Linked DNA regions of Homo sapiens: region 2 is linked to region 1. The links are chromatin loops, found by intact Hi-C in ENCODE. Cell type or tissue: heart right ventricle. All regions are shown on one strand. Links, peaks and the distances in the headings refer to the core of each region. The heading gives the core; the rest is flanking DNA.

Region 1 (10,190 bases), core at 1,117-9,116:
CACAAATATTGCATCTTTAAGGTCAACAGCTATATCACCATCAGTTTTCTCATTGCAAAGCTACTTGGGAAGTAAAGAAATGCCCTATTCAAACAGAAAGCTTTTTGGTACAGGCTGGTAATTTCATTAAGTTAAGATGTTTTTGTGAGATCATTTCACCTGAGAAAATAAACAGGATACGTAAGAGATGGCACTCCTTTCAAGGACACGATGGCTTAAAAACACACAGGTGACAACTGGTGGTGGCAAAGCTGTTGGGGGTTATTTAAAGAAAAAAAATTGTCAGACATTGATTCCAATACTCAGATTCCCAGGAATCCTGGCTGGCATATTCAAAACAAGCCGTGATCTTTAGCTGTTCTGTGTGCTTCTCAGGCGCAGACTGCCTGGATGATGCAAATACAGGTGAAGCTGCCTGAAAGCATTAGCAAGAACCACTGAAGTCCTTAACTCCATCCAAGCTCTTCACTCTACAGGGAACAGCTTGAGGCTTTGTATGATGCCCAGAGTCAAAAGTTCATTCTCTCTTGGGAATATTGGCAGCCATGGCTCCTGAAGAGAACAGAGCCACAGTCAGCAAAGCAAAAACGTTTTGCCAGGTCCTCACTGTTTTGCCTTAGATGTCAATGAGAATGCTGTGAACAGAATGCAAGCCTGATAAATTATACCTGTTTTTAAATTAATAGTACCCTGAAATGATGACTAGAATACAGTATATATTAGATAAGATGAACATTAGGTGGTGCCGAGCTATTTAAAGAAAAAATGAACACGTTTAACTCCAGTGCAGCTCTCCTGGAAGTGTAAACTCACTTACATAATAAATATTCGTTGAGTGCTTACTTTGTGTGTAGGTGATAGGAATACAATGGCGAACAAGGCTTGCCCTTGTCCTTTAAGTGTGGAAATGAAGAATTCAATAAATAAATTCTTCCAAGATTTTTCTAGGTCTCAAACGTCTGCAAGGAAAATAAGAGAAAATGTCATATAAACGGAATGTGGCTATCTCCATTTGTACTTCCAGAGGAGTTGGCGGGGGGGCGGTGGCAGCGATATAACTCACCTAATCAGACAGAAAGGAGAATGGGTGGGACATGGAATCATTAGTGCACTGTTTAGCAGAGTACGTTGGTGAATAACAGCCATGCAGCTGAATCCCAAGCACAGCTTATGGGTAGGAAGAGAGAGAGCTGGATTGCTCACTATAAATCAGTATGAGAAAATACTATTTTTCTTTTTGGAGTGGCTGAAAGGCAGCACAGAGAGGAAAGACAGAGGGGGCCAAAAAACATAGCAGGTGCCCAGTACTCACGTTGAGAGAAATGGCTGAAGAACTTCTTCAAGAGCCCAATGTTCAATTGTTGATTATCTAACTATGGAATGCCATATAACTTCTCTCACCATTACCCATCTCTTTAGTAAAACGCTACCACCCACAGCTGCTCCCCAGAGTGATATTTTAGGACTAAGAGCAAAGAATTAAGGGGAAGAAACTGCATCCTATGTCTGAGTTGATACTAGGGCAAAGATAAAGAAACACCCAGAAGACACAATAAACAAAAATCCAGCATCAGTAAGATAGCAAAGCCCAAGATGACTAAATGAAGCACAAATCCCTGAGCACTGCAAAACTCCTAGAGCAGTTATTGGATTTCCCTTAAGACATGGGGTAGAGGTTCTTAAGAGCAGCAGGTGATATCTGGATTACTACTCCTGAAGGGCAGGACCACGTCTTTGTCTTTGTGTATCACATAATGCCTCTACAGGCACTAGTACAAACCTCCTAGGAAGAACTTATGAAAGTTTGTTGAATAATTTATAATGGTGAGATGAAATCTCAGCTCCTAACTGCCAAATAGGGAACAGGGACTTCCCAGGGGCCTTCAAGTATGAAACACAGGAGCTGCTGTGTTTGCAGGTAACTGCCCCAAGACCCTGATTTGAGGGGCTGCTAGCCAGAAACTTCTTTATCGGTCAGCCCCAGATTGAGATTCCCACCACTAGGGATTTTGTGGTAGACTTAAGACTTAAGAGATCCAAAAGCAATGCCTTCATAACTAGTTCTCACAACCCAGCACAGGGAAAACTCCCATCACTGTATGAAAAGGTTTTCAAACTCAGTCTTAAAAGACTCATTATCGGCCGGGCACAGTGGCTCACGCCTGTAATCACAGCACTTTGGGAGGCCGAGGCAGGCGGATCACCTGAGGTCAGAAGTTCGAGACCAGCCTGGCCAACATGGTGAAATCCCGTCTCTCCTAAAAATACAAAAATTAGCTGGGCGTGGTGGCAGGCACCTGTAATCCCAACTATTGGGGAGGCTGAGGCAGGAGAATCGCTTGAACCTGGGAGGCAGAAGTTGCAGTGAGCCGAGATCGCACAATTGCACTCCAGTCCGGGGGACAAGAGTGAGACTTTGTCTCAAAAAAAAAAAAAAAGACTCATTATCTCATTTTTGTTATTTGAATTTGAAAACAGCAAAGAGCAACTTAGTAGTTCTTTGGGTTATGAGTGATGCTGAAGGCAGAGTCATCATGTCAGAAGAAAAAAAAACAAATAGTATTTTATAAAAGGTAAATATACTCTTACACAGAATTATTTCTGTACTAGTGAGATGATGTCTAAAGGCAAGTGAGGTTTCTGATGCTTAGTCAGTCTCTGATTCACTGAGCACATGCTATGCTATGCAGAGAAGGAAAATAATGTGAACAAGATAGAAGTGGTCTTGTCTTTGTGGTGATAGCATTATAATGCGAGATACGGTAAAGGGGAAATTATGACATGGAATTTATGACACAGAACAGGAAGTGTCATACTGGGGGAATATAGAATGAGAAGAGAGTTTGTAATCAGGGACTAGGTCAGATTCCAGGTCTAGGACAACCTTTGAGAAGAACTAACTTGTAACATGAGACCTAAATGAGGAAAAGAACATGCCAAGAAGAGTCAGTGAGAAGTTGGAAGAGTGTCCTAGAAAGAGGGAAAAGCATTTTCTGGAACAGAGAACCAGACTGAACACAGGGTCAATTCACCAACAAAGCACAAGCAACAAAAGTTCTATTTCTATTTTTCAATCTAGCGTTTTCAAAACAGATCAAAGTAAAAATCATTGAAAAAAAATCACTCCTTTCTTAGGCTGACTTACTGGCTGAAATGTATTTTACAGTCTTGAATTGTTTTTATTTTGAATCACAAAAGTGAGGTCCCACAGTCTTTTCAGTGCCTAGAACTGGTGGCAATATTGATAGTGGGTGATGTTTGCCGAATATCAGTTATACCCCAGCATTGCTCTGAGTGTTTTATACTCCTTGACTCATTTAAGCCTCACAATAATTCTATTATCATCTGATTTTATAGATGGGAAAACTGAGAGGGAGCAATTAAGTAAGCAGGCTGGGGTCATGATGTTATTAAGTGACAAAGCTGAAATTTGAACCCCTATAGTCTGGTGCCAAAGTCTGGGCTCCTAACTACAAACTTTGTACCCATATGTTGGGGAAGTGAAATAACTTCCCTATGGCTCGTAGACATACCTAAAAGTTGAGGCTAAAGAAAAATTAAGAACAATATCATGAAGGGTCTGATGAGCCCTATCAAGGAGTTGGAACTACTTCATGAGAGAATGAGCCTTTGAAGGTTTTTAAGCATAAAAATGACTATTTGGCTGGGGGCAGTGGCTCAAGACTTTCATCACAGCACCTTGCGTGGCCAAGGTGGGCAGAAAATTTGAGCCCAGGAGTCTGAGACTAGCCTGGGCAACAGGGCAAAACCCCCCATTTCTACTAAAAATACAAAAATTATCCAGGCATGGTGGCTATGATGGTTAATACTGAGTGTCAACTTGATTGGATTGAAGGATACAAAGTATTAATCCTGGGTGTGTCTGTGACGGTGTTGCCAAAGGAGATTAACATTTGAGTCAGTGGGCTGGGAAAGGCAGACCCACCCTTAATCTGGGTGGGCACAATCTAATCAGCTGCCAGCACAGCTAGAATATAAGCAGGCAGAAAAATGTCAAGAGAGAGACTGGCCTAGCCTCCTAGCCTACATCTTTCTCCCATGCTGGATGTTTCCTGCCCTTAAACATCCAAGTTTAATTGAAGACTCCAAGTTCTTCAATTGTGGAACTCAGACTGGCTCTCCTCACTCCTCAGCCTGCAGACAGCCTATTGTAGAACCTTGTGATTGTGTGAGTTAATACCTAGTAAACTCCCATATATATATTCCATATATATAAATACAATATATATATATAGTATATACCATATATACCATATATATAGAGTATATACCATATATACTATATATAGAGTATATATACCATATATACCATATATATGGTATATATACTCTATGGTATATATGGTATATATATGGTATATATGGTATATACTCTATATATGGTATATATGGTATATGCTATATATATGGTATATATGGTATATATGGTATATACTCTATGGTATATATGGTATATACTCTATATATATGGTATATATGGTATATACTATATATATATGGTATTTATATATATGGAATATATATATGGGAGTTTACTAGGTATATATATATATATTCCATTATTTCTGTCCCTCTAGAGAACCCTGATTAATACAGTGGCATATGCCTGTAATCCCAGCTACTTGGGAAACTGAGATGGGAGGATCACCTGAGTGCGGGAGGTGGAGGTTACAGTGAGCTGTGATCATGCCACCGCACTCCACCCTGGACAACAGAATGAGACTCTGTCTCAAAAAAAAAAAAAAAAGAAAAGAAAAGAAAGAAAGAAATGACATAATTTGATTTGCTTTGTACCAAGATCCCTCTGGCTACGAGGAGAACCAATTAGAAAGAACAAGGCCAGCCGGGCACGGCAGCTCATGCCTGTAATCTCAGCACTTTGGGAGGCCGAGGCAGGTGGATCATGAGGTCAGGAGTTCGAGACCAGCCTGGCCAATATGGTGAAACCGCATCTCTACTAAAAAATACAAAAATTAGCCGGGCGTGGTGACAGGCCAAAATTGTGCCACTTTACCCCAGGCTGGGTGACAGAGCAAGACTCCATCTCAAAAAAAATGAATAAAATAAAAGGCCACAGGCAGGGAGACAAGGAGGTGCTAGAAGTAATCCAGGTGAGAGATTGTCACTGCTTGATCCAGAATAGTAGATATTTGAGAGATATTGAGGAGGCAAAAACGACAGAAGTTAGTGACTGGCTGGGGGTGGGGTTGACAGAAAGGGGGAAGTCAAGAATGCTTCCTGCATTTTTGGGTGGAGGGGTAGCACAGGACATACAGAAGGAGCAAGTTAGAGGCAAGACACAAGTTCAGGCCTGGACATGCTCTATGTAGGCGGCCCAATGTTTATCCAGCAGGTGATATCCAGTAGGTAGTTGGATATGAAAATCTAAAATTCAAGAGAGATAATAATTAAAACATGGCAGTAGATAGAGAACCTCTATGGTGGGTGTGCTAGGTGCAAACAAACAAAAGCCAGCAGGGAGAAGAATTCCACAAAAATATAAGAGATTGGTGGAAGAAGAAAAGACCACAAAGGAAACTGGGAACAAGCCGTCAGAGCAGCAGGAAGTCAGAAGTACAATGTTTCACCGAACAAAGAGGAAAAGATGTCAGGAAGGCAGTACAGGTCCATTGCTGCTGAGATTCAGAAGACAAAGGTCTGGAGCGCCCACAGGATATAGCAACAAGGACATTATTAGTGACTTTGCCAAGAGCTGTTTATAGACAGAGTGAAGGAAACAGCCAGGTGGCAGCAAACTGAAGAGAGTATGGGAGAGTATGGGAGGTGAAAAAGTGGAAATGGGCTGTAAATGTCAGGAGGTTTGTGTGGGAGAGGAAAAAAGAAATTGGGTGGAAGAGTAGAGTTGTCATCATCTTTGTCATCTCTTCTGTAACTGTTGCTTTTCCTAGAGACGTCAGCACAAAGACTAATGGAAAAGAGCAGAGAATGGAACGTATTTACAAAGGGAGATCTCAGAGAAGGCAGAGGGGTTGAGAATCCAAGAAGAGAGGGATGCTTTGGCCCAGATGAGAGAAGAGAAGGAGCAAGGGTGGAAGGCAGGCACTGAGTAGGGGCAGAGCAAGAAGCAGAGATTATTTCTGAGTAACAGCTTCTACTTCCTCTGAAATGGGATGCAAGGTTATCTGCTGAGAGAGAGGGAGGACATAGGAGAGGTTTGCAGAGATGATTCATCTCCTTTGCCACCTTCACTGATTATGCATGTGGGTGCTTCATTTTGTCCCTGAAATTACCAATTCACTAACATGGGCTCTTCATGTGTATCCTGCTATTTTTTGAAGGGTTAGTTGAAGTACTAAATATTATAGATGAAATTAGGCTAGACAAAATGGAGTTAAAGAGGTAGATAATGGAGCTTGTCAGAAAAAAAATAAGCAAGATATTTTCCTAATATAAAGCTCCCTTTTAATTGAAATGATAAACCATTTCTGTATAGGATGGGTTTCAGAATCTTCTTGAATATTTGTTTTTGTCTATTCTTACATTCATGTTAGACTTTGGGGTCCCTGTGATATCAATATAGTGAAGTCTACCACAAATAAAAGAGTCTAGCACTAAATACTTGTGAAATGGCAGATTCTTTTGTATCTCCCATATTCTATAAGATATTAAACTTTTCAGATTTGAGCTAAATTTATTTTACTAATCCCGTCTTCATTTTTTGTAAAACTGTCATCAAAAATACAGTACATTATATTGCTGGGATATCCCTTTATTAGATCTCATGCATTAAATTGCATTCAGAATAAAATGCTAAAATGATCTCATTTGAATAATTGATATGCTCCCTCTATCCTGATAACAAATTTTATGCAACTTTTTAGGTCCCCTCTCCTTTGACATAGCCACAGAGAAATTTTTATGTCTACTCAGAGCAACTGTACTTGTCCTTGTAGTTAGCATATATCTCTATTTCCACTTTGTGGTTTCAAATGTCACCTTCTAATCTGTTATCCTGAATTGATGTGTCCCTCCTGGAAATATCCTTTTGGGGTGTGTGATACAAATTAATTAATTAAGAGATCAACTTAACCTTGTGGTTGGTTGAAAGCAATTCAATTTCTCCACGAACACTTATGTGTTTACCTGGTATTCACAGCACATAATGCATTTGTATAAGCTAAATACCCAACTTTGCTCTAAAATCCTGAGCCTACATTGAAAAAAAAATTATCTTGAAAAATTCTCACACATTAGATTGAATTGTGTCCAAATCTACTCATTGGCATTTCAACCTTTTATTAAACCGTAAAACAATGTATAAAGAAAACAAACAAAAGTATAATTCATCAGTGTTCAAAAAAATTGGGGACCTCGGTATTTTGCTACATTTTTTGTTGCCCATTTGACCTGGATGTCTTCGGAAAGTAGCGTTCTAATTTTTCTGAAGATAATTGTAGCCCTGTTTACTTGGATGTTTTTATTCTCCCAAGTGATTTGTTTTACTCAGTTTATACCATTCACCTGCCTCATGTTCTTTTCCAGGAGCCAGCCCATGAAACTGAGAAGTGATACACATCTGGTACCTATAAAAGCAGCATCTGCATTGCCTGCAATAATTAGCATTTTGCTTTACTGTGCATGCTGCTTTGCCTTTATACTGCACCCTGAATCAAATGACTTTAAGACCCTGAATTAGTTAATATACACAACACAGCTCTCTTGCCCAATATCTCCAAAAGATCTGAAGAAATTTTATTCAAATTTAACCAGAAAATGGGTGAAAGTGAAATTAGGCAAGCAAGGCAATAAAGCAACAAGCCTAGAATAAGAACACCTGGAGATGAAAAACCTGGAGCTGCGTTTATAAGCCATGCTACTTCCCTAAGAATTCCTGAGCACTAATGAAAGCAATCAACACTGCACACAGCTTGCCTCCACGCATATCCTGCATGCTGGTGGATTACCAATGCCTTGGATGTGTTCTTCGTGAGAGCATAGAAGAAAGCACAATAAAGGTCAACTATCCCATCGTCCTAGAGTTTCCTTTACATTGAGTGAAACAGGAATGATAGAAATTATTCAAGAATGCCACCTTGTTTTCTCCAGAAGCACTGTGCATTGTTTAAAGGCAATTTTAATAAATGACTCCTAGAGGTTAAAAGTATTATGTTTTGTCTTTGTAAAAAGTCTAATTCGTCTCCCCCTCTATAACGCCTATGCACTGGGGAATGTGAAAAGAATATAGTACATACAAATTCTGTTCTGATTGGTAGAGATGGAATTCAGTAACTTACTTCATTTTGGATCAGGAAATAAGTTATGTCTTCGCTGAAGTTCTGGGTTTAGTAGAATGTAAAGTGCATTTTTAATCTCATTAGCTTTTCCAGAAAGTGGGGCTGTTGTGATGCATTTTAGAATGTTTACTATGTTTATAGGGTGATTCACAACATGCAATTTAAAATATATGAGTTGTTCCAACATCATCTTTTTCCCACTAGGTTGAGACTGTACCCTTATCATGTAAAAAATTTCCGCTATTATTTGGAGTCTATTTCTAAACTTCCTATTTATTCCTCTAATCTGTCTATTTATGCACTGATAGAAAACTGCATTAGGTTCTGAGACTCTACAATAAGTTTAATATCTGGTAGCATTAGTTCCCCTTCAAAGTTTATTTTTTAAAATTTACTATCTATTTATATTTTTCCGTGTATACTTTTGCATCAATATGAATATTTCAAAAAAAATGCCATTAACCTTTTTATTGGGTTGCCAATTTATGAAATAGCTTAGAAAGAATGATACCTTTATTGACTATTCCTGTCCAAAATACAATGTATCTTTCAATTTGCTCAGCAGTATTTTATTGCCTTTCAACAGTACCCCAAACTTTCCTTTACATAGATTACGCACATACTTTATTAAGTGTATTTCTAGGTATTTTATTTTTTATGCTGCTGCTGTATGAGATCTTGTCTATCAGATCTCGCACATAGTTGTTACTTGTATATGAAAGCTACTGATTTATGTCTAAAAACCCGTTACCACACTACCTTATTTAACCTCTTATTGTTTTAGTGTTTCTTTTTCAGTTCATTCTCTTGGGTTTTCCAGGTATAAAATCTTATCTACAAATAGTGTTTTTTTTTTCTGGTAGCTTTAAAATTTTGTACCACTGCTGTCTGTCTTTAGTATAATTTTATGGACTATTCTTCAGTACAAAGTCAAATAAAAGTGTTCATCATGGGAATACGTGTCTCACTCTTGATTAAAGTGAGTGGCATTCCGGAAAAATAATTGAACCCTTATATATGATCCACCTTATATATGATACCTTATGATTATATCAGGACGAAATCCAAATCAATCAAAGGTTTACTTGGAAATAATTAAATCATAGAAGTAAATATGGCAGAATTCCTTTATAAACTTTGTTTCAAGGAGTTCTTTCAAAATCTCATTCAAATTCCAGAAGCCATAAAAGACTGATAAATTTGATTACATTTAAAAAGACTTTTATGTGTTGAAATAAAATAAAAACAAAGGCAAAAGACATAAAACAAACTCTTTTTTAAAAAACTGTATTTACAACTCATTTAACAGAGAAAGAGCTAAATTAAAATATGAAATGCTCCTAAAAATTGATTTAAATAATCAAAGACCAATAACTCAACAAAATAATGGGCAAAGGATATAAACAGACTTCACAGAAAGTGAAATATAAATATCTCACAGTCCTATTAAAAGATAATATCATTCACATTAACAGAAATGCAAATTAAAATGACACTGAAATATCACCTATCAGCATGGGTAGAATCTAAAAGCTTGATAAGACACTATTCTAGTAAGTCATTAGGGAAACATTTTCAAACTTCATTGGTAGGAATTTGAACTGCTGAAATCTTATGAATGAAAGGTTGGCAATATCTATCAATATTACAAATTTAAATACCATCTGACTCAGCTCTTCTGCTTCTAGGAATTTATCCTACAGACGTATTTGCCATGTGCAAAAATGAATAATGTACAAGGTTATTTATTATGGCATTGTTTGTAAGAACAATTGATTGAAAACATTTCTAATGTTTATCTAGAATTGACTGGTTAAATGAATTATTCATAAATGGAATATTACGTAGCTGAACAAAATAATGAAAAGCCATTCGATGTGCAAATTTGAAAATCCTTGAAGACATTGTTGGATG
Region 2 (10,190 bases), core at 985-8,984, 90 kb after region 1:
GGTCTCGATCTGCTGACCTCGTGATCCGCCCGCCTCAGCCTCCCAAAGTGTCCTTCCTCTTATCCACTGATTTTTTTTCTCCTTGCCAGATTCTAATTGTAGAAACTACTACTAGAGATGCCTAAGCTAATCAAGGTCAAAATTTTAACTCCCACAGGATTTTAAAATTTCAAATATCATTGAATTTCTTTTCAGTAAATCTTACAAATACATGTTAGAGAACAAAACATTCCAATAACATAGTATATTGAAATATAAAATCTGTAGTTAATTTTTGTATTTCCAGTTGCTGCTTGGTAAGCAAGCTTAAAGAAAAGCATACTGTCAGTGCCACCATTCTTGTTTTTAAAAATTTGACATATGTTTCCATTTCGATAAAGACAGTTATAAAATGCATTATGGTCATAGGAAAGAGAATAGAACAATTCAGATTTTCTGATGTATTTTTCTTTTAACTCACCAAGTATTGCTTTCCTCCTATCAAAGAGGGATAGGAAGTACCTAACTTTGAGAGACGCCTCTTCTGTGATCTAACCCTTTAAAGTGGGATGACAATCCTGTGGCAGGCAGGGAAAGGATATTTATTGAAAAAGGACATTAGCAACTAGAATAGTTACCTCTACTTTCTCAGTAATAAATGGCAAATTCCAAGCCTTAAGCCTTTTTGTTTGGAAATTCAACAACAATAACAGAATGAGTTCATCTTTCCTTAAGATCCAGTGGCCTTTTTGAAACAGAATCCCAGGAAAATAATCTTAGGATGTGAAATTCTGTGAATTTTACAAATAAACCGTAAATTACATAAAATTAAAAGCAATTTCCTGGCTTTTCAGCACTGACCTTCTAATGGATGCATCCCAGTCACAGATCAAATGGCAAAAACTTTACATCCTACAAATCCAGCAAAAATCACTTGTAAACATGAAGACATTGGACCCAAATGAACATCAAATGTCTAAATAGAAAACAGCAAGAACCTGCTTGCTTTAGGAATGTTTTAGGATAGAAGATGTTGATTATAAATAAGCAATAACATGGTAGAAACAAAAAGCCAATTTGTTTAGAGCAAAATATAGTATTGAGAATCAGTAACATCCAATTCAGTGCATCAGTCAATATGTTTGGACATTATGTTTGATACAAAGCACAATTGTGAAGTGGGTGAAGGATTCCAACTCTTCCACTGTGCAATCATGTATCCTTGCCCCACCCAACATAAATAATAATGCCTTTCAAATATTTCCGTTCCCTGTATCCTTTGCCATCACCTCTCTGTTCTGCTTTTCTAAGCAGCAGGGTCAACCTGGCATTTCCTGGAGGACTGCACCTGTCAGCTGGAATCACCGTTCTTCCAATTGCTGAATCAGCCCACCCTCATACCACTAGCTGGTAGTGATACAAGGAGACCTTCAAATTCTGTGAATTTTGTGTCCGGATTAGAACAGGCTGTAGGCCAATTTCTTTAAAACCAGAACAGATTTTCAGACATTTATACAATCACATTTCTAATTACAGAGGGCCCAGAAAATACATATCATTTCAGACTTGAATGGACTATTTGATTCCAAGCAAAAATCTTTTATTTTGTCACCCAGATGACTACCATATACTAAGGCCATCATAATTATTCCTATTGTGGCAGAACATTGTTCTAACTTGAAAAGCCAAGCTTTTAAGAGGAGTTCTGTAAATAGAGTTGAATACTAGACAAACTAAAAAAATGAAAAAGAGGCAAGTAGGAATCAGTCATAGGGTTCAAATTTTCAACCTTTGTGACTTTGATCCTTTGCCAACCATGATTTTTCCACGTAAGCTGATGGATAAAGGCTACACAGAGAACACTGCTGAACTGAAAGAACTTTTCTTATTGAAGAAAAGACTTCAACCTGAACTGAAAGAACTTTTCTAATTGAAGAAAAGACTTCAGCAATTCAGAGAGAATAGTCTATCATTTTTCAAGAGAATTCTAGTTAACAATGATATTATGTTATTGAATCCATTAAGAAAGATATATGAGCAAACTCACTCTTTTAGTTCTGGGCACACTGGAATCAGAGCCTCAGACGGAAGTTCTGGTGCATAAGGTTTAGTGAAGCCGTGCTCTTCAGAGAAAGCCAGCAGAGTGGGGTGCAAAGCGGGAGAGGAGAGAGGAAAGAGCTCAGCAAGGATGTGGTCCCGTACAAAGGCCAGTCTTGACCTGATCCAGGGGATCACACCACAAAATTATGGCCCTCACCTTCGATGTAAGGGGGCCATTTGTAGTCCCACATTCATCAGTCATTGGCTGCCCTTAGTTGGGGCGAGGAGCATGACCTCCTGGGAGATGCAGCTGCCATTCGCAATTCTCTAAAAATAGGGGGCAGCTGTGGGTCATTAGAAGTCTACACTCACAGCAATTGGAGAAGGGAGTGATGGGCTGGGTAAGGGATCCAGGCAGGGCACCACAGCATCTACTACACTTGCTAATTGCAGATCACTCAGCAATTAGAAAACCACCTGGGCTCTGTAAAATGTTAGACAGACTGGAAAGGGTCACCTCTGGCATCAACAGGTGAAGTCATTGGGATGAAATGGCTGGCAATCTTACCCGGGTGCGCTTAATTGTATTATACTCCATGCTTTGTGCTTCCTTTGCTTGTTAACAATCTACAGCCTCTGACATAATGTATCCTTAACCTATTTTGGTGTTCTTAATTCAGAATTATTTCTTCTTCCCGCATGAAGAAAAAGCTGCCAGTTTTGAGAATATCCATTAAGTTAAGGGCACAAAGCAGAACGTTAACATTCAACTTGAAGAGAAAGAAAGAGACTTTATACATCACAAAGCACAATTCTGTTTTAATGGAAGAATGAAGTTTCAGATGGAGAGATGTGGGGACAGAGAAAGAAGTTACCTTCTTTGTACAATTTTTATTTGCATTTGACGAGTGGTGTTCCATGGGAATCCTTTACCCTGTAAAAAATGTCCACCTCTGCTGTTAGTTTGTGATGCTCCCCATTTCTCAAACACGAGCATTTAGAAATTCCAAACTCTCTGATTCTTTTTCCTCCCCGACCTTGTGCTAGAACTGGAGTGATCTACATTTTCTCTGTTGCTCTGTGATATTCTGAAACAATCAAAATAAATTGAATCTTTTATTACCCAATAGGTAGATCAGAAATAAGAACCCAAGGCTGGTTAACAATAAATCTGGTGGTATCTTTACCCAGGTGGGTATTTTGAAGCCACAGAAAAACTCAGACATGTCATTTTGTACTTCCAACTTTCTCCTTCTCTATTTTGAGGTGATTAATTTCCTCTGGATATCTAGAGAACAAGATGGCTTTATATTTCAGTTCATTATAAAAACAGAAAAAGAAAGAAAAGATTTGCCTATCTCCATAGGAAAGTCGATTTCTTTCTTTTTTGACCTAATCAATGAGAAGGCATTAAATATAATGGTTTCAAAATCTTAACTAGAAATGCCAGTTTGGCCACAAAAGGCTTTGTTAAAAGGGCATGTAGGAATCCATGGAGAGGGTCATCATTATAATAATCCACTCAAGATGATTTGATTTCTATAGCTCCAAGTCTTGATATTTGTCCTGGATTCTGCAGCCAGCCAAGGCAGTGGGAGATTTTCTTCTGAAGCAAACAAATCTCCCTGTTTCGTACTGATTCAACCTAATTCTAGCCACCCAGCCTACACATTATATATTTCCTATTTTGAGAAAAAACAGTCCTGGAACAGGGAGTGGGCAGTGGACTCAATTCTTTTTTCCACTAAATTGAGACACCTTACAGATAAGAAAAGCCACATTTTCTGTGAAGGGGAAGAAGCAGAATACTTGCTGCAGTGAAAAATCACAAACCAGGAACCAGAGGATAAGAGGAGAATGGCAGATTAACTTCCGGTTACAGGACAGCCGTAAGCTCTTACAAGGCTCCCTCTGGCATCCGCCTCTAATTCCTAGGCTGTATACACATCCATAAAGAAATAGTTTCCCAAAAGTAGACTCATCTGGGAGTAAAATGTCAGCTTTGCAAGGCTTCTGACCCTGCCCTCCCACAATCAGGCAAGACCCTCAAGTTATAATTAGCTTCATTGACCCTTCAGTCTCTCCGTTTTTGCATGGCCAATTCACTGCTATTTATATCGGGGCTCAGTGGCGATTTTTGTGGCCACAACTGCGTTCTGACCTTCTCCAGAGAGGATACTGAGGGTCAGGACAGTTTTGTTCATGTTTGGATAGAGTTAATACATCATCTCTAGGATTAGAATTCTAGTTTGAAAGAGTGAATGGTAGCTTTGGTTTTATTTTTGGTACAAGAGAATAAGGCTTTGCTTTTAATATTTGAATTTAGGTGTGGGGGTCAGTAAATACATTTATGAAATGCCAGTTAGAAGGAGAGAGAAGGTGTAGAAAATGAAAAGTGGGGGAAAACTTCCCACTAGAATTTTGCCAGAATTTATAGAAGTCTGAGGTTAGAACTGACTTTCTAAGTTAACATTAATACAGACTTACCTCTTTAACGAGCCTAAGTTCAGTCTCATAACAAAGAGTTTCAGCTCTTCAGAAATATAATTTTAAAAAAATGCAAGGTAGGTGGGCAAAAGCACTAAAGCCAGAGGCACATCCTCCTTGCTAATAAAATTAGCTGACATTTATTTTGTATTTGCAGGTGCCAGGTACTGTTAAGAGTCCAATGCTAGGGTGAAGTGTTATCACTTCCAGAACACAATCTCCACACTAGTCAGTGGGACTGAAGCCCAGCTGTAACAATTGCTAGCTGTGTGCCCTGCAAAAATGTATTTAACCTCTCTATGCTTCTGGTTGTTTTTTTTTTCAGCTGTAAAATTGGTGTTAGAAATAATCCTCACCTCATTTCAATTTAAGATCGTGAACAGATATCCACATTCTCAACTTCATTACAGCATTATTTACAAAGCCAAAATGTAGAAACAACCTAAACATCTATAGGTGGATAAATGGTTTTTTAAAGTGTGGTATATACATACAATAAAAATAGTATTCAGCTTTTAAAAAAAAAAAGAAGGAAATCCTGCCACTTCTGATAACATGGATGAATCTTGAGGACATTATCCTAAGTGAAATAAACTAGTCATAGAAAGAGAAACATTATATTATTTGACTTACATAAAGTATCTAGAATAGTCACATTCAGACTAGAAACAGAGAGAAGAACAGTGGTTGCCAAACCTTCAGGGAGGGAGAAATGAGGAATTATTGTTCAATGGGTGTAGAGTTTTAGTTACGCAAAATGAATCAGTTCTAGAGACCTGCCCTCCAGTGTTGTGCCTATTGTTAACAATAACGTGTTGTACACTTAAAAATGTATTAAGGCGGTAGATCTCATTTTAAATTTTTTTACTACAATTTTTTTTTGAAAACTGAAAATACTAAATCCCTACTTCACAAGATGCTATAAAGTTAAATCAGTTAGTGCATGTAAAACACCGGCACAGAACCTGGCACCGGGAAAGAGCTTATATAAATGTTGGTTATTACTATTATCCACTCATTAAATGAAAAAGTGGAGGTTTAAAAGGGTAATTTGTTCAAGGTCATGCAGGGAAAGATGGGCAAAGCTGAGATTTGAATGCAGGTGGTCTAGCTCAAAGTCCATGTGCTTTTGCGGTAAACCTTAACACCTCCCTGATAAGCACATCCCCAAGGACTCAATGTGATTGGACTCAGCCCTACCTGATGTGGCAGAAGCAGCACAGCAATCAGACACCCATGGGTTCCTTTTGGCCAACAGCTTGTGGCAGACCATGAGTCTAAGAATTAGTAGCTACTACAAAGGCTGATGGGCTGATGGTGCCACAAATTTGAAGACAGTGGGAAGGAAGACCCTCAATTCTCCACGAAAAGACTTGAGGTGGGAAAGGTTCTTGGCTAAAACTAGATTTCTCTCATGTGAAATTAAGGTATGATTATGAAATTAAAAAAAAAACTCATGAATTTACAGCTTTTGTGAGGGCATAATATTTCACTTAAAGCAAAGAGAAATTACCTTTTGTGGTAGATGGGTACCCATGTTCCTAAATAATCATTTTATCCTCAAGTTGTGCCCAATACTATATCATACCATGTCTCATTTCATCTCTATTGAAACACCATGAAGTAGAAATTATTAGCTTTGTTTTATGAATGAGAAAATAGAGAGGTTAAATAACAAGATCACAAAATGGCAGAGCTAGAATTTGGACCCACGTCTGCCCGTCCTAAAACCCAGTGTTTTAACTGTGAAACCAATACTGCCTTGTTGCTTGTGGTTGTGGTGATCTGTTTATGTACAAAAATCACAGTAAGGAATATTTAGATAAGGCTCTCTCCTTATACAATAGTATGACCTTAGCATGGCTTGTTACATATAGAAGAAACCTAATAAATGTTTTTATTTTTTTTCTTCTAACCATACACTTGCAACGTACCTTGGAATTTTAAGTGATTTGTACTTCTTTTCTATTAAGCAAAGCTAAGAAAGGCATTATTACTCCCACTTTAACTGGTGGGAATTCTGAGACTTATAAAAGTGACTTGCTCCAGCCTTAAAGTTTTGAAGTAGCGTCTTATCTCTAGTCCCCTGGGCTTTTTCCTACACTTCATTCTCTACTTTTGGAAACATTTTCCAGAATAGGTGATTAGAGGGTATAGAAATACAATAAATTTTCTATAAATATAAATAATTTGTATCAAGAGGCGAATACTTTAGATTCCATATAGGTGAACCAAGAACATTTCCTGAAACCCTGTCTCCACTAAAAATACAAAAATTAGCCCAGCATGGTGGCACGTGCCTGTAGTCCCAACTACTCAGGAGGCTGAGGCAGGAAAATCGCTTGAAGCCAGGAGGCAGAGGTTGCAGTGAGCCGAGATTGCGCCATTGCACTCCAGCCTGGGTGATAGAGCAAGACTCCGTCTCAAAAAAAAAAAAAAAAAAAAAAAAAAAACACATTTCCATGGAGAAAATCTGTGAACATATGAGGCTCCCAAGACTGATAGATGCCCTTGGGTTCTGTCCTGTCTATCCCTAAATAGACTGCAAATACTATGGGGTTTGCAGGCTTCAGGCTGCTAGATGGCCAAAAGTGCCTCTAAGCTGTTGGTGGGAGAATTAAAAGGTTAAAAGGGAAGCAATGGTAGAGAAAGTGTAGTAACTGGGAGACTGCATTATGGTGTTTGTTTGTTTGTTTTTGTTTGTTTGTTTGTTTTGAGACAGAGTTTCACTCTTGTTGCCCAGGCTGGAGTGCAATGGCGCGATCTCGGCTCACTGCAACCTCCGCCTCCTGGGTTCAAACGATTTTCCTGCCTCAGCCTCCCAAGTAGCTGGGACTACAGACATGCAGCACGACATCCGGATAACTTTGTATTTTTAGTAGAGACAGGGCTTCACCATGTTGGTCAGGCTGGTCTCGTACTCTTGACCTCAGGTGATCCACCAGCCTCGGCCTCCCAAAGTGCTGGGATTATAGGCGTGAGCCACCGTGCCCAGTTTATGTTTATTTTCTATGAGGGGATTAAAGCAAAAGGGAAAAAAAAACAAACACAGCCAAATGTCTGCTACACAGCCATATACACAATGGCAAGCTCCTTAGCATAGAGCCATTTATCATTTATATGTACCTCAACTTTAGCTTTGAATTGAATACTCAAAATTAAAAAATAATAATAATAAACAAAAAAAGGCCTCATTTTCCCTGTCTTTCTACAGGATCAGGAGAGGGGAAAGGTAAGTTTGCAAGAAAAAAAGCTTTGATTTCCTGCACATATTTATGCAGGAAGAAAAATGTCTTCACTGCCATCTCCAGACAAGAGCACCCTGTGCCGGTCAAGAACTTGTGTTTCATCATAGGCACTCAAGACATGCTTATTGGATGAGGAACCTGGGGCTCTTAAACTGATGGAGATGGCATCAGTCCTGCTCTGGAGGGACTTGCAATTGAAAACTTCTGACATTAACCCAGACAAAAATGGACAAGCTATCTAGATAATGCACTCAGAACTTTGAGCAATCAAATAAATATCCAGTTTGATTTTTTTTACATCACTTATAGTCACAAACTGCTTAATTTCCAACCATTCTATGGGTAACCTTAGTTCACAGACTACTAAAATAAAGTCACAGTACATTATGAAAAATGCCCTTCAGCAACATAAATAAGAAGCCATTTTTGACTGGAGATGAGTAGAATGTTTTAAAGATGCATTAGGAGGCATCTGTGAGTGAATCTCACATAAGAATTTCCTCTCGATTATTTTGAAAGGTAAGTAAAATCGGCAGCTACACTAGTCTCCAATTGGACATAGATTTAATTATTCTGGCTAGCTCAGAAGAGATCTAATGGTTCTAATGGATTCTTAAAGTTTCCTAAGTGGTTCTCCACACTTGGCTGTGTCCAGTCACAATGGACTTAATGACACACGTGTGGAAATGGAGCCACGATGGGGGTGGAAAACCCCACAGACACTGTCTGACAACTTTGCTTCCTGGCATTCCAAGATCTGCCACACCAGCTGATGTTACACCCTGATGTGCCCTTGTGTCCCTTTATGTTAACTTCCTATAATTTCTCATTCTTCTTCTGTAGTATTTCCACGATACCTTTTGATGGAACCTACCACACAATCACTTAGGCTTATTTTCTGTTGTTGAAACTCTTCTTGTGAAAGTCTTCTGGGACTGCTGGAGAGCCTACTTACATCACGGTGAAAAGGACTAAAACATAACGAAAAGAGAAATGAGTTTGTAAATGCAGTCTGGAGAGGTCAGACTAAATATTTTGTTAAAGATGGTCTCAGGAGTAATATTTGTTCATGAGGCAGACATGAACGTTTCCACTAAGAATCAATAGTGAGCCCATTTGCACTGCGCTTAGTGTTCAAAGTGTTTCTGTGCACCTCGCGCACTTTCTCTCTATAAATAAATATCAGTGGTGGTGGCTGTCTGTGTTTCAAAATGCTGCTGCCGGTCATGTTGTTATCCCTGCCTGAGAGTGGAGCTGAAAAGACCAATGCATCGCTATCCATCTTTTGTAGCCTGCATTCAAGCAAAGGTTTTCCTGGTATGGCAGTTCTAATTGCACTTTGCTTCTCGTCTTTTAACTCCACAGTCTGTCTGATGCTCTGAAGCCTCTGTTTGGAACAAGACACCCTATTTCTGCAGGCTAACCACCCACCTCCCAGAAAATTCTGATGATTTTGTTTCCCAATATTCCAAAGCCCTGCAGACCAAATGATGGGACACTTCTGGGTTCCTGTATATTATATCTTCTGCCTGATCCCCTTACAGATGTCAGCCTCTCTCAGCACAAATCCTGGGACTGCTTCCTTTATTTCCCTTCCATACTTGTTCTGGCCAATGAAACAATGTTATAGCAAACAATTCTTCAAAAGAGAGAGAGTATGGCATAGTCGGAGGGGCATGGACAGACCTTGGTTTAATTCCCAACTTGGCTACATACTTGGCAAATTAATCAACTTCTTTAAGCTTCAGTTATCTTATATATCAAAACAGTATAATAATGCCCAGCTTGAATGAGTGTCATAAAGATTAAAGTAATACCTGGAAAGGACCTGGCTCATAATGGGCAGGCTATAGGGGAACCATCGTTACTTAATCCTGATAAAACTCGCCAAGTTCTAGAAGAAGATACCACATTAGTTAGGAAGCTGGTGAAATAAGCTATTTGTAGACTGCAGATGATTTGACAGGGGGCTTGAACCCATGCTTACTTTGTCCATCTAACATTTGAAGAATAGCCTGACCTTTCTAACTGACTTTTGGGATTTCCCAATGTCTCTCAGTACATCTTTGGACAGTATGCCGGCCAGTAGCAGAATTCAGCAGCAGATTTACAACAGTCTATTCCTGATGGAAATCTTTGACTGGAGCAAACTAGAATATGACCCTTTTCTCCTTCAAGTTTATCATCAATCAATGGTGCTCTGCCAGCTCTCTATAAAGGGGATCCTAACCTCCTTTCGCCCTTACACTTCAAGAAAAGATAGGCAGCAACGAGGAGTTCCTGTGAGGTAAGTCTGCAAGGACTTCCTAGCGCGTGGAACAAGGATAAGCACCCAATAAGCACTCAAGAAGCACTGGACACAAGGAAGAATGAATGAATGACTTTATGTCCTAGTGAAAGAATTTCCTGTGGACCTGAAAATATTGGTGTGCCCAC

The links. A loop is a pair of places that touch in the nucleus more often than their neighbours do. Peaks named below come from ENCODE experiments on the same cell type or tissue, not always from the same donor. Only the 100,000 strongest peaks of a DNase experiment are listed, where the experiment ranks them.
Region 2: it touches region 1 in a loop (3-fold over the local background); 11 of 110 quality-filtered maps call a loop at or near these places.

Annotation. Positions count from the first base shown.
Region 1 is chr2:191,903,286-191,913,475 of GRCh38, reverse strand. All of the region lies in intron 1 of CAVIN2-AS1 (CAVIN2 and TMEFF2 antisense RNA 1), which reads right to left. Among named protein-coding and RNA genes, the nearest start is that of CAVIN2, 61 kb to the right of the region's middle. RefSeq lists a silencer at 6,059-6,353. In heart right ventricle, for the core only: a CTCF peak has its summit at 5,768; no DNase peak of the experiment used is centred there; H3K27ac peaks cover 946 bases.
Region 2 is chr2:191,812,878-191,823,067 of GRCh38, reverse strand. It overlaps LOC729254 (hCG2045843), which reads right to left. Exons shown (of 5, transcript NR_157850.1): 4 at 8,629-8,725; 5 at 2,819-3,107. Among named protein-coding and RNA genes, the nearest start is that of CAVIN2-AS1, 29 kb to the left of the region's middle. In heart right ventricle, for the core only: no CTCF peak of the experiment used is centred there; no DNase peak of the experiment used is centred there; H3K4me3 peaks cover 626 bases; H3K27ac peaks cover 1,020 bases.